3 separate regions of the Homo sapiens genome follow, and all the other regions are linked to region 2. A link is a contact called in ENCODE Hi-C or POLR2A ChIA-PET data. All regions are on one chromosome and are shown on one strand. The core of a region is the stretch at or near the end of the contact, and the rest is flanking DNA. Distances in the headings are between cores, read along the strand shown. Region 1 has its middle 9.8 kb from the start of MIR6819. Region 2 holds the start of APOL3 (apolipoprotein L3). Region 3 has its middle 37 kb from the start of RBFOX2.

The links. Hi-C counts contacts between places; a loop is a spot of excess contacts on that map. ChIA-PET counts read pairs that join two places held with the same protein, here RNA polymerase II (POLR2A). Pooled maps may share reads with other maps.
Region 1: a loop to region 2 is called in a map of prostate gland, with 3 times the contacts of the local background. The contact joins the enhancer-like site here to the promoter of APOL3 in region 2. A Hi-C loop is called at or near these places in 1 of 168 maps with a recorded cell type or tissue (prostate gland) and 5 of 50 pooled maps. POLR2A ChIA-PET finds 5 or more read pairs at or near these places in 7 of 52 experiments (H1, activated CD4-positive, alpha-beta T cell, activated CD8-positive, alpha-beta memory T cell and 3 more).
Region 3: a pooled map shows a loop between it and region 2 (2.6-fold over the local background). The contact joins the enhancer-like site here to the promoter of APOL3 in region 2. A Hi-C loop is called at or near these places in 1 of 37 single-sample maps with no recorded cell type and 4 of 50 pooled maps. POLR2A ChIA-PET finds 5 or more read pairs at or near these places in 5 of 52 experiments (A549, H1, Panc1 and 2 more).

What each region holds. Positions count from the first base shown.
Region 1 is chr22:36,274,758-36,279,495 of GRCh38, reverse strand. No RefSeq gene overlaps it. Among named protein-coding and RNA genes, the nearest start is that of MIR6819, 9.8 kb to the left of the region's middle. Within about 2 kb of position 1,640, at least 6 of the 41 ENCODE cell types and tissues checked have a DNase peak (open chromatin) inside an H3K27ac peak, as active enhancers do.
Region 2 is chr22:36,157,434-36,162,147 of GRCh38, reverse strand. APOL3 (apolipoprotein L3) reads left to right here and starts at 1,393. Exons shown (of 4, transcript NM_145639.2): 1 at 1,393-1,479. RefSeq lists an enhancer at 1-474.
Region 3 is chr22:36,063,719-36,068,363 of GRCh38, reverse strand. No RefSeq gene overlaps it. Among named protein-coding and RNA genes, the nearest start is that of RBFOX2, 37 kb to the right of the region's middle. Within about 2 kb of position 2,428, at least 32 of the 41 ENCODE cell types and tissues checked have a DNase peak (open chromatin) inside an H3K27ac peak, as active enhancers do; they include Panc1, where a contact is called at or near this core.

The DNA of each region.
Region 1 (4,738 bases), core at 391-2,890, 120 kb before region 2:
CCAACACTCTGCTCCTTATCTTTATAAATTTGACCACCGTAAGAACCTCACATGAACGGAATCATACAGCATGTGTCCTTTTGTGACGGGCTTATTTCACTTAGCAGAATGTCCTTAAGGTTCATCCTTGTTACAGCATGGGTCAGAATTTCCTTCCTCTTTTAAGGCGGAATAATATTCCCTGTGGGTACACGTACCATTTTGCTTATCCGTTCATCTGTCAATGGACACCTGGGTTGCCTCCACCATTTGGCTATGGTGAACGATGCTGCTATGAGCATGACTGTACAAATATCTGGTCAGGTCCCTGTTTTCATGCTGTTGGGTATATTCCCAGAAGTGGAATTGAGGGATCCTATGGTAATTCTATGTTTAAGTTTTCAAAGAACCGTCATATAGTTTTCCACAGCAGCTAAGTGCTATTATTTTATTTATTTATTTATTTAGAGACAGAGTCTCGCTCTGTCACCCAGGCTGGAGTGCAGTGGTGCGCTCTCAGCTCACTGCAACCTCTGCCGCCCGGGTTGAAATGATTCTCCTGCCTCAGCCTCCCAAGTAGCTGGGACTACAGGTGCCTGCCACCACACCCGGCTAATTTCTGTATTTTTAGTAGAGACAGGGTTTCACCATGTTGGCCAGGCTGGTCTCGAACTCCTGACCTCAGGTCCTCAGGTGATCCTCCCACCTCGGCCTCCCAAAGAGCTGGGATTACAGGCGTGAGCCACCACGCCCAGCTAAGTTGCTATCATTTTTAAGGTCATGCTTTGGCACCGCAATGACTCCAGACAAGAGTCTCCTTTGTCTCTTGGCTGCTGGAGGGAAGGGGATAGAGGTTGGCGCATGTCCCTTGGTGCATGTTCCAGAGATCCTGTTGCTGTGGGTGCTCACAGCACCCTCCCTACCCTCCACTCCTCATTTCTCCTGTTTGGGATCCACTGAGCTAGATGCTTCTCCCTCTCCCTGGGCTAAAGCTTATTTGCAGCACCCTCAGTACCTACTAGCAGAGAGGCATTCAAGCTGAAATCCTGCATCTATATCAATTACTCGATTACCTATTTCAAATCTGAATCCAAAAACTACTCTGTTAACTCTGTGTATGAGTCCAGTTCTCTTAAATGTTATATGTGCATCAAAATGAAACACACATTTGTCTAGACTTCAGCAGGAAAATATGAGCTTGATTGTGTTTGTCATTTTTATACCTACTTCTGAACCTTCCTGAAGCTGACACCTGTTACTCAGGGCCCAATTTTTCCATATGAGGAAAGACAAAAAGGATTGTCCATGAGACACTGCTAGTGGCCGGGCTGTGAGTGGCCGGGACCAGTGGCTGCTCCCTCAGCCTCCTATGGGGTCCCCAGGGGCTGTGGGCATGAAACACAATTCCCTTCCCCTGCACTTTGCAGTCCTAGGCTTGTTTGTCTCCGCTAGCCACTGATGCCTTCAGAAGCCCCCATTGTCAAATGCCCAGCTTGAAGCTCGCCACCTCCTTCCAGGGTGCCTTGAAAAAGAGCAGAACAGGGCGCTGGGGTCCCTGTCATGGTGCACACAGACAATGACATCGGGCATGACCTGGCCAAGCACACCTCTCCATTGGCGGGGCAGGGCGGGGTGGGGGTGGTGGCTGTGAGGAGGGCTGTCCACACTTCCAGCTTCCACTAGGTGGTGCTGGCGATGTCACCGCACATCTTCCAAAGCAATTTCAGGGTTCATTTCCCCCTTCGAGTTGGGTTTGCCTTCTCAGTGGCCGAAATTGCATATGGACCCAAGATTTTGGCCCAAGCCCCCTCCTCTGGAGCTGCAGACATCCTGGGTGAATTTTCCTGCGGTGTTGATGGTGAAACTGAGCCCTATTCTTAGTCACTAGATCCTCGGAATCTCCAAATGGATGGTCTCTGCTCACGTCCCACGTCCCTGAAGTTAAGAGACACCTGATTCTCACCTGGATTTGAGTCTGCAGTCCCCATTCTGGTTGCTCCACTATGAGATTACGTTCAGGGAGTCTGTCGTCAACCTAAAATAACAACAGAAAGGGAGTCTCTGAAGATAACAAGTTTATTCTGGAATGAGCAGAAGGATTTGTAAATCTGGGAATACATGATGTGCCAGGACACCCCATGGTGGGACCACAGGCCGACTCAGGGAGACAAAGGAAAGCAGAGGTGGTGTTTTTTTTTTTTTTTTTTTTTTTTTTGCCCCAAGACGGAGTCTCGCTTTGTAGCCAGGCTGGAGTGCAGTGGCGCGATCTCGGCTCACTGCAACTTCCGCCTCCCGGGTTCCAGCAATTCTCCTGCCTCAGCCTCCCAAGTAGCTGGAAATACAGGCATGTGCCACCATGCCCGGCTAATTTTGTACTTTTAGTAGAGATGGGGTTTCTCCATGTTGGGCAGGCTGGTCTCGAACTCCTGACCTCAGGTGATCCATCCGCCTTAGCCTCCCAAAGTGCTGGGATTACAGGCGTGAGCCACCACGCCCGGCTGAAAGCAGAGGTTTTTAAAGCCAAAATGGGGAGAATTATGTAAGTTATTTTAAATAATGATCCCTAGGTACAAGAATTAATAACAAGGGTCACCTTAGCTCAAGGTTAAACAGACAGTTGTTGGGCAGATGTCCTCATAGAGGTGGCCTTTGTGCAGGGCTGTGATTCATTCTGCATGGTTGTGGTTTGGTGGGATCTCTTACAATAGTTCCTGTTATCCAGGAAACTGTGTGTGAGGCCCCCACTTCTTTTCTTTTTTTTTCTTTGAGACAAAGTCTCACTCTGTCTCCAGGCTGGGGTGCAGTGGTGTAATCATGGCTCACGGCAACCTCTGCCTCCCGGGTTCAAGCAATTCTCCTGCCTCAGCCTCCCGAGTAGCTGGGACTACAGGCACCCACCACGATGCCCAGCTAATTTTTGTATTTTTAGTAGAGACGGGGTTTCACCATATTGGCCAGGCCGGTCTCGAACTCCTGACCTTGTGCTCTATCCGCCTTGGCCTCCCAAAGTGCTGGGATTACAGGTGCTGGGATTACAGGCCTCCCAGAGGTGGGATCCATATCATTTAAAGGGACTACATGCTTCCCTTCCCAGCACTTCCATATCAGAGGCAGGCTTATTTCTCACTGGCACATGTTCACATTGCTCCATAACCTTCAAGGAAGGTGACACCAGAACCTAACTTGCTATTGAGGTTAGCAGTTACTAACTACTATAAACTGAATTCTGTCCTCTTAAATTAAAAAAATAAAGTAATAAGTGAGTGCAGCAGATGGTTAAGACCAATCAATTAGTACAGAGGGCTCTACTTACCCCTTCCCAATCAATCAATCAATTAGTACAGACGGCTCCACTTACCCAAATTAAGAGCAATTAGTCCCAATTTTAGCTTTTTCTTTTTTCTTTTTTTTTTTTTTTTTGAGACGGAGTCTCCCTCTGTCACCCAGGCTGGAGTGCAGTGGCGCGATCTTGGCTCACTGCAACCTCCACCTCCCTGGCTTAAGCGATTCTCCTGCCTCAGCCTCCCGAGTAACTGGGATTACAGGCACATGCCACTGTGCCCAGCTAATTTTTGTACTTTTAGTAGAGACGGGGTTTCACCATGTTGCCCAGGCTGGTCTTGAACTCCTGACCTCAGGTGATCCACCCACCTCAGCCTCCCAAAGTGCTGGGATTACAGGTGTGAGCCACCACGCCCGGCCCTAGCTTTTTCTTTAGGGAGTAAATAAATATATTTAAATAATTTTCTTATGCTGGGACATGAAATAGTGAGAGTGCATGCTCTGGAGATAGGAAGCCTGAGTTTGAATTCCGGGTGTCACTAGTTAGGTGCTGTCACTAGCTTAACTTCTCTGAGCTTCAGTTTCCTCATCTGAAGCATGCAGGTGATAATAGTATCTTTCTAACAGTTGTTGTGAGAACTAAAAATAAGTTAATGCCTGCAAAGCATTTAGAAGGTTCCTGGTGCAAAGCAGATGGTCAATAAATATAAGCTATTGCATTTTTATTTTTCTCCATTTTGAAATTTAGACATCACTATTTATTTGCTTCCTATTAGGATATAATTTTTTTATTACTATTTTTATTATTAATATTTTTATTCATTACTTATTATTTATTTATTATTATTAAGTTATCTTTACACTTCTAACTCCCCTCCCCACCTTCTTCTAATATTATATCGCTAGTTTTATAATCCCCATTAGAAACTTTGTAAACAATTTACTTGCAATGTTTTTCTTACGCCCTCACTATGGCCAGTGTTTCTTGACTCCCCATTTTATAAAACGAGGATATTAATCTTCCTTTTCAGTGCCTCCCTTCCCAAGCACTACCATTGTACTTTAATTTTGGTACTGATTGGCAACAAGTTTATTTGGTTCTCATATTTAAATGTTCTGTTTTGTGCTCAAAGTTAAAAATCAAACAAGCGTGTTTACATTTTTGTGATGTTTTAAATACTGTTTACTATAGAGTTGAGTTGTACAATATGGCTGCACATGCTTTGTGGCACAGCTTTAGTTTTTCCTGATGTTTCTAATTGCCTTTGTTTTCCCCCCCCTTGCACTGTTTGCCTTCATGATTTCCTCAGCTTCCCTCAAATTGTGAATCATATGAGGTACTCTGTGAAGTCCCCACAGAACCCTTCCCTTCTTATTCCATCCTGGACTGGTTGTTCTTTAGGCCTGCTGCATGCTCAGCCGTGATCCTTGGATTCCCTTCTCACTGGGTTGAGTTGCTTGTTTCCTGGATCCCATG
Region 2 (4,714 bases), core at 144-2,643:
ACTTAACTGCCTGTTGGGAGCTGAAAAGGCCAAAGGGATTGTGACCAACTCAGCATTTCACTGGAGGCTATATGATCAAACAGCAAACTGTTTATCATGAATGCGGGATGTGGGTAAACTCACACTGCACCCGCCGCCAGAAGGTTTCCTGAGGGCCATCACTCCCTGGTGCTGGGCTCCTTGAAGTTATCTGTTGGGATATCTAGCACCTATTATTTGAAGGATGCAGTCTTGCAAGCCTGCTGTGAACCAAACGGCTGACTGACAATTACCTGACAATCACCCCCCCACCTTTTTCTCGTCATCTCTTTTACCTAATAAACTCAGAGAGCTTGAAAAGCTCAGAGCCCTTGTTCACTAGAAGCAAGGAACCCCCTGACCCCTTCTTCCTAATATACTCTTTTGTCTTTGTCTTTTACTCCCACATCCGCCCCCCACTTTGTTCAGTCAACCTGGGACTGTGGCCAATTACAACAGCCTAACAAAAGTGCCACAGGAGTGGAACATGGGGCAGTGGGCTCTGCTGAAGAGGATGCTAGGGGGCTTCTCAGGGGAGGAAATGCTAGATTTGCATTCTGATAGAGGAGCGTGACTTTTCCAGGTGAAGGTAGCAGGTGCTCCTGGCAGAAGAACCCACATAAGGAAGTGTCCAGAAGCCACACAGGTATGGCGTTCGACAAGAGCAGGTCTGGAACGGTGGCTCATGCTGAGGCAGGAGGATCATTTGAGGCCAGAGTTTGAAACCAACCTGGTAAAAATAGTAAGATTTCACCCCTTCAAAATCATTTTTTAAAAGTAGCCAGGCCGAGTGGCTCATGCTTGTAGTCCCAGCTACTCAGGAGGTTCATTTGAACCCTGGAATTTGAGGCTACAGTGAGCTATTATTGTGCCACCGCACTCCAGCCTGGGTGACAGAGCCAGACCCCATCTCAAAAACAAAACAAAACAAAACAACAAAATAACCCCAACAGCAATACAATCAATATGCAATAAGCGTCCACCCGGCATGTGTGATGGACTGTGGTAATGCTGATGGCATGGAGGGAGTGAGGTGGGCATCTGGGGAGTGTGGTGTTATTGGGGGTGGGGAGTAATCTGGAGGGTCTCATAGTCTTTCAGTGGTAGGTCTTTCTTCCTGAAGACACAGCAAACCCCCAACCCTAAGTATGGGAGGCAGGTGGGTTGGCCAAGAAGGACGTCTGGGGCTGCTCTTGGATCAGCAGGAGGGTGGGACCAAGGGTGCTGCTGGACCAAGGATGGGACTGGGCCAAGGGTGGGGCTGGGAAGCATCCTGTTTTGCATGTTTGATCAGGAGCTGCTGCCAAGTTGTGACTTTCACTTTCCCTTTTGGGTTCCAGGGTATATCTCAGAGCCTGGAGAACGTGTCTGGTTATTATGCAGATGCACGGCTGGAGGTGGGATCCACACAGCTCAGAACAGCTGGATCTTGCTCACACTCTTTCAAGAGAAGCTTCCTTGGTAAGTTAGGGGTGGTCTGACCTTCCCCATCTCCCCATCCTCACAGCAGCTCTATAAGAGAAGGGTCATTCACCTTTTGTAGATGAGCTCAGAGAGGTTAGGTAACTGACTGAGGTCACATCTCGGTCCATGGCAGAGCCTGAATTTGCACCCAGGTTTTAGCTGGACTTCTCCCTCCCTCTCTCTGGGCCCCCAAACAGTAGAGACAGAGGCAGAATCAGCTCAGCTGGGTTCACAAAGCTTCCTAGGGCTCAGCTCTAGTTCCAGCCTGCGTGAGACATGGCCCGGTGACCCCAGAAGGAAGGCAGATGTTGGGACTGTCCATTCCTTTAGAATATTTGGAGGAACCAGAGAAGGTGGAGGACAGGAGGTGATCCAGAGCCTGGCCTGTCCTTCTTGTGGCCTGGCCACCCTGAGGCTGGCCCCAGGGTGCTGCTGCTGAGGCCCGATGGGGACAGAGGATTTCCTTTGAGATACAAGGAACCTGGCTGGGCGCGGTGGCTCATGCCTGTAATCCCAGCACTTTGAGAGGCCGAGACGGGTAGATCACTTGAGGTTAGGAGTTCGAGACCTGCCTGGCCAATATGGAGAAACCCTGCCTCTACTAAAAATACAAAAAATTAGCTGGGCGTGGTGGCACAAGCCAGTAATCCCAGCTACTTGGGAGGCTGAGGCATGAGAATCACTTGAACCCAGGTGATGAAGGTTGCAGTGAGTCGAGATCGCACCAGTCACTCCAGCCTGAGTGCACTCCTGACAGAGTGAGACTCTGTCTCAAAAAAAAAAAAGAGAGAGAGAGCGAAAAGAGATAACAAGGAACCCAGAGGTTGTTTCACCCACCCTGACTCTGAGCACCTACTTGAGCCAGGCCCTGTGGGTAAACTGAGGCCATGGGAGATGAGTGACTCGCTGAGGGTCCCATGTCAGGAAGTTGAGCAGGTAGATCACAGGACTCCATGTCCCTGACACTCACCTGGTTCCTTTTCAGGCCTCTGGGTGATAGAGAAGAAAGAAGCTGTGCTGTTCCCTAGTGGGAAAGATGGCCCAGACAGGGGCAGTGAGAACGGCATGTTGCAGAATGGTGTCTGCCACATGATCCCAGCTTGACAATCATGAGATTAAAAGTCAAACTGTGGAAGCGTGAGCATAACTGTGGGAGCGTGAGCTTAGCCCTCTGTGTTTGTAGAAGCAGAAACAAACCTGGAAGATTTTGGATTATTAACATTATACTTTCTTGCTTCAATGTCAGAGTCAGGAGGTCAGGTGTTGACCTTCCCCCTGCCCTCCAAGAGGTGTGTGACACTGGGGAAGTCACTTCCCCTCTCTGAGCCTCAGGGTTTTTCACCTGCCTTAGGGGGTTAGGATGCCCTACCCTGCTGACCCCCAGCAGGCTGCTGACCCCATCTGGGGTGAGGTGGGAGGCGGGGCAGTGCGAGTCAGGGGAAAGTTGACATTGCAGCCCAGATGCCTGCAGGGGCTGCAGGAAAGTGGGGAGAGCTGGAGGCCTGCATGGGCTTCTCAGATCCAGGTGATGCCCAGCAGGTGAGAGGGTGGGCCTGGCTCCTCAGAGCTCAGATGACGGAACATTTGCTATAAACTCAGGTGCAATTACATTTGACATGCTGGCAACCAAATAAAAGGCAAACCTTGCATATGCCACACACACACTCACAAATTCACACACACACACACACACACACACGCACACTCACACCTGCTATTCAGATTTCACTTCATGGAGCCCTGTGTTTCTCACCTCTGTGTCGTGGCCTCGAAGGGTCTTTGATTCTGTGCAGCTTCTTTTCCTCCTCATTTCTTTAAGGGAGGCATCGCATTCATTAGTCTTTTTTTTCTGACGGAGTCTTGCTCTGTCGCCCAGGCTGGAGTGCAAGTAGCACCATCGGCTCACTGCACCCTCCGCCTCCTGGGTTCAAGTGATTCTCCAGCTCACCCTCCTGAGTAGCTGGGACTACAGAGGCGTGCCACCACGCCCGGCTAATTTTTAGTATTTTTAGTAGAGACGGGGTTTCACCATGTTAGCCAGGATGTTCTCGATCTCCTGACCTTGTGATCCACCCACCTCCGCCACCCAAAGTGCTGGGATTACAGGCATGAGCCACCGTGCCAGGCGCATTCCTTAGTCTTAATGGGCATAGTGTTAGGGACCCGCCTACTCCCTATGGCAGGAGATTTAGTGATTTCTCCCTTTTTGGTGATAGAAACAACGCTGCATGGCACCCTCTAAAGCCCCTGTCCCTGCACACTTGCCCTCTGCTCCCTGGAGGCTGAGACCTAGGAGTGGGTGCTGTGCCATGACGTGGGGGCACTTTGTAAAGTGTGCTGAGTATCGCTGACGATCCTCCAGGACACCAGAACCTTTCACACTCCATCAACAGTGAAGGGGCTTGTGCCACCTTTACCTCCCTAACAGTGGACATTATTAGTCACTTTAGGTTTGGCTTATCTAATGTTTCAAAAACGTATGTCTCTGTGATCACTTACATATATGGTTCAAAAGTGAGCTTGAGTGCCTTTTCATATGGTTAACGTTAATTTCTATTTCTTCAGATCCTATCTTTTACCCATTTTTAAATTTTATTTATTTATTTATTTATTTATGAGATGGAGTCTGGCTTTGTTGCCCAGGCTGAAGTGCAGTGGCGCAATCTCAGCTCACTGCAACCTCCACCTCCGGGGTTCAAGCAATTCTCCTGTCTCAGCCTCCCAAGTAGCTAGGACTACAGGCGCGTGCCTCCACACCTGGCAAATTTTGATATTTTTAGTAGAGTCAGAGTTTCACCATATTGGTCAGGCTGGTCTCGAACTCCTGACCTCAGGTGATCCACCCGCCTTGGCCTGCCAAAGTGCTGGGATTACAGGTATGAGCCACCGCACCTGGCTATATTTTTAGAAACTTGATTTCAGTCTTTTCATGTTGATTTGAGCATTTCTTGTGGATTGTGGACAGTTACCTTTGCTTTAAGTATTGCAAACCGTGCTTCCTATTCTTTCATTTTATTCTGGCTCTTGAATGATGTTCTTTCTAATTTTTAATTTGTAAGAGGTAAAACTCTATTCAATTTTCCCTTTAAGTCTTCTGGGAATTGAGTTTTGATTCGAAAGGTCTTCCCAACTCAACATTGTTTTTAACATTTCTTCTAGTATAGTTTTAATTTTTTCTTTCTGGGGTACACTTAGATCCCTTTGGGATTGATTTACTTATTTTTGGAGAAGA
Region 3 (4,645 bases), core at 1,179-3,678, 95 kb after region 2:
GGCTGTTAAAATGAGGTATGAATCTTAGCACATAAACTTGATAGTGCAAAAACTGTGACTTTCTTCTTTTTTTTTTCTTTTCCTTGAGACGGAGTCTTGTTCTGTCACCCAGGCTGAAGTGCAATGGGGTGATCTCGGCTCACTGCCACCTCTGCCTAATGGGTTCAAACAATTCTCCTGCCTCAGCCTCCCGAGTAGCTGGGATTACAGGCACCCACCAGAACTAATTTTTGTATTTTTAGTAAAGATGAGTTTTCACCATGTTGGCCAGGCCGGTCTCGAACTCCCGACCTCAGGTGATCCACCCGCCTCGGCCTCCCAAAGTGCTGGGATTACAGGCGTGAGCCACTGCACCCAGCCCTCTTCATTTTTCAATATCTGAACTAAATTTCTTTATTGATTCTCCATTGCTGTTGATGATGGAAATGTAATCTCAGTCAATTTGGGATTTTCCTACCCTCCTCAGGGTTGCAGATGGCCGTTGAGGGACTCAGATTGAGCCAAGTCCTAGGAGAGGTATCATAAACGCCCCCCGGGCATCTGCCTGCTCTTGGGTCATTGCATCAGTCAGGGGTCAACTAGAGAAATTAAAGACACAGAACAAATAGGAGATATATGATATATGTATGATTTTATATTCTCTCTCCCTCTCTCTCCATATATACATGTATTTGGGGAGGGGGGTGGGGTGAGGGTGTAGGTGTGATTATTGCAAGGAATTGGTTTATACACACAGGGCTGGCTAGGCAAGTCCGAAATTTGTAGGGCTGGTTGTTAGGAAGGCTGGAACTCTTCAGCACAAGCTGAAATTGCTATTGGCTGGCAGAATTTCTTCCTCTTCAAGGGCACCTCAGTTCTACCCATAAAGTCTTTCAGACTCACCCAGATTATCTGGGATAATCTCCCTTACTTGAAGTAAACTAATTATAGACAAATCACATCTACAAAATGCCTTCAAGCAACATCTAGATTAGTGTTTGAGGCTAGGCATGGTGGCAGATCACTTGAGCCCAAGGGTCAGAGGCCAGCCTGGGCAACAAGGCAAAACCCTGTCTCTACAAAAAAAAAAACATTAGCCAGGATTTTTTCATTTAATTATTATTTTTTAAACTAAAAGAAAAAATAGATTAGTGTTTGATCAAATAACAGGAGACCATAGTTTAGCCAAGCTGACACATAAAACTGACAAACTGACACAAAACAGACCTTGGTCAATTTGAAATCTCTGATGTGCCCCACTCCACACCCCCACCTCCTGGGCCAGCCGCCTCCTCACCGCCCAGCACAGTGCGGGGGTGGGTGGGGAGGAGCACAGGGACCACCACCGGGTGGCCTGCCTTTCTTTTTTTTATTCTTTTTTTTTTTTTTGAGACAGAGTCTTGTTCTGCCACCCAGGCTGAAGTGCAGTGGGGTGATCTCGGCTCACTGCCACCTCTGCCTCCTGGGTTCAAGCGATTCTTTTGCCTCAGCCTCGAGTAGCTGGGATTACAGGTGCCCACCCCGACTAATTTTTGTATTTTTAGTAGAGATAGGGTTTCACCATGTTGGCCAGGCTGGTCTCGAACTCCTGACCCCAGGTAACCCGCCCGCCTCGGCCTCCCTAAGTACTGGGATTAAAGGCGTGAGCCACCGCTCCAGACCGCGTGGCCTGCGTTTCTATCCCATTCTGCTATCCCTAGCCGGGAGACATCGCCAAGTTACCTAACCGCCTTTTGCCTCAGTTTCCTTACTGTGCAACGGGGATAATCATAGTCTCCACTTCCTATGGTTGTTGTGAGGAGCAAATCGGCAGGAACAGGGAAAAAGTGCTTAGAACAGTGGCTGGCAGGGCTCAGTCAATATTCTCTCATCCTGCTTCCGCTCCACTCCGGGTGTAAGGGTCTTCCGGGGTCATCGAGATCTCAGCTCTCAGATGTCCACATGTAAGGGAGATCTTACAGGGAGATCTTTCCCTGCCCCCAGCGCATAGCTAGACAAGCGGGGTGGCCTGGAGAAGAGACCGCGCAGCACGTGGGCTGCGGACCCCGAAATCGCCCTGGCCGTGCGCGCGCGCCCTCTAGAGGACGTCAGGGGAACCTCCCGTGAAGGAGAAACTACGATTGTTGGGGACCCTGGCAACTTTGCTGGGGAACAGAGAGTCACATAAAGAGAAGGCGTTTTCTTGTCCCTCTCACTTCAAAAGATACCTTTAATAGGCACGTCCTGGGCTCCCACAGCTCTCAACCGAGAGGGAGGCGCGCCATGGCCTATTGACACCCGGGGGACGGCGCCAGCAGGGGCGGCCTCCAGGGGGCGCCACGGAGCTGCTGCTCCGGCCTCTCGAGAGCAGTGGGCGGCGGGACTCAGGCCCGTGCCCGCGCCACTGGGCGTTCTTGGAAAACGCTGATTTCCTGCCATGAAATGGGCGGAGACCTCGAGAGTTTGCAATCCGGGGTATTGCTAGCTGCCAGCCGGAGGGACATCAGTCACGTGACCGCGTTCTGCCTGCAGGACCCGCTGTGAGCTCCTCCGAGCCAGGCTTCTACCTCCGCCTCCCTCGCTTGATTCCCGGACGAGTATGTCTTTAGATTTGGTCGTGCCTGTCTCCTCCCTTCTCCCTGATGCCCCAGAGGGAGCTTTAATTAGCCTCAGTGCTGCCTGACTGGAAAGCAGTCCGATGGTGAAAATCCCCTGCTGTCAAATTATCTGGGATCCCAGCCTGGCCTGTCTGGTGATGTGGCATGTTATATGTCGCAGTGGTTGACGCTGGCCACAGCAGGCTGGAGGGAAAGGAGAGGATCAGGACAAAAAGTGACACCTCGTGAGGGTTTGTGAATTCTTGCCCCTTTACTAACGTCCCAGCCAGGGTTTCTGGACCAAACTGGTGCTCTCAGACTCTGAAATCCTGCCTCAGAGGTGAAGAGGCACCCCCTGTCCCCTGCCCCTACAGGCCTCTCCGTGGGTTCATTGGAACTTCACGCACGTAGGGCCCCAAAAGCTCCCCGCAAGCTGGAAGAGAAGCAGGCGAGGGTCAGGGAAGGAGCTTGAGTTTTGGAAAAAAGCAGACCTGAGACAGGGACTCGAATCTTGTTCCTGCTAATAACTGGACCCTGGATAAATTCTTAAGTTCTATAAGCCTCAGATTCCTCATCTGTAAGATAAGCATCATAATTCCTACTTCTCAGGATTAAAGAAAATATATGGGAAGTGCCTAGCACAGAACCTAGCATGTAGTGAATAGCTAATAAATATGTGTTGAAGAAATGAATTAGCTAACTAATTAAGTCAATAATCAATGAATATTCTAAGTAGTAGAATCTCAAGCTCACAGACCCATAGAACTGGAAGCATCTTAGAGATCACGGTCCAACCCCTTTATACTAGATGTTTAGAGTACTTCCAGATCCAAGTATCATGGCAGAGTGTTTAAGAATGTGGACTAGGCCAGGTATGGTGGCTCACACCTGTAATCCCAGCACTTTGGGAGGCCAGGGTGGGTGGATCACCTGAGGAGTTCGAGACCAGCCTGGCTAACATGGCAAAACCCCGTCTCTACTAATAATACAAAATCAGCCAGATGTGGTGGCACACGCCCGTAATCCCAGCTACTCGGGAGGCTGAGGCAGGAGAATCGCTTGAACCTGGGAGACTGAGGTTGTAGTGAGCCAAGATCAAGCCATTGCACTCCAGCCTGGGCGACAAGAGCGAAACTCCATCTCCAAAAAAAAAAAAAAGAGAGAGAATGTGGACTATAGGGCCAAGCTGCTTTGGTGCAAACTCTTGCTCTGATGCTAACTAGTGTGTGATCTTGGGCAAGTTATGTAATCTCTCTTTACCTCAATTTCCTCTTCTGTAAAATGGGGATAATGGCATCTGCGTCCTAGGTTGCTAGAAAGAGAAAGAATAAGAGAATACCTTAAAAAACACCTAAGGCAGTACATGTTAACTATTGTATCAGGTGCCATCAGGGATTATGTCAGGCTCCCATCGTCTTGTCCAAAGATTAGTGGTATTCAACTTTTTTCAAACAAAAACGTATGTAAATGTCAAATTATTCATCCATTGGTTCAAAATAAATGTTGAGTATCTGCTCTGGGCTAGGGCTCATTCTAGGTATTGAGGAATACAAACTAAGCGTCTCTATTCTTATAGAGCTTACATGCTACTGGAGGGGAACATAAAATATACAAACAAATGAAAATAAATCTGTAACACATCAGGTTGTGATGAGGGCTAACCAGAAGAGTAAAGCAGGATAAAGAGAGATGCAAATAGGAAATGTGTACATGGGTTCAGGGAAGCCCTCTCTGATAAAGAGACGGTTGAGCAAAGATCTGAAGCAAGTAGGAGAGTAATCACTGTTGATATCCGGAAGGAAGAGCAATCCAGGCAGGGGGAACAGCCAGTGCAATGGCCCTGAGGTAGGAGAGTGCTTAGCATAATCAAGGACAGCATGACTGGAGGAGAGGGAGCAAGGGAGAGGGTGGTAGATGAGGTCAGAGAGGTAGTCAAGGATGGTGAGAAGTGGTTGGATTATGGGAACATTTTAAAGATGGAGGTGGCCAGGCATGGTGGCTCATGCCTTTAATCCCAGCACTTTGAAAGGCCGAGGTTGGTGGATCCCTTGAGTTCAGAAGTTCGAGAGCAGCCTGGCCAACACGGCAAA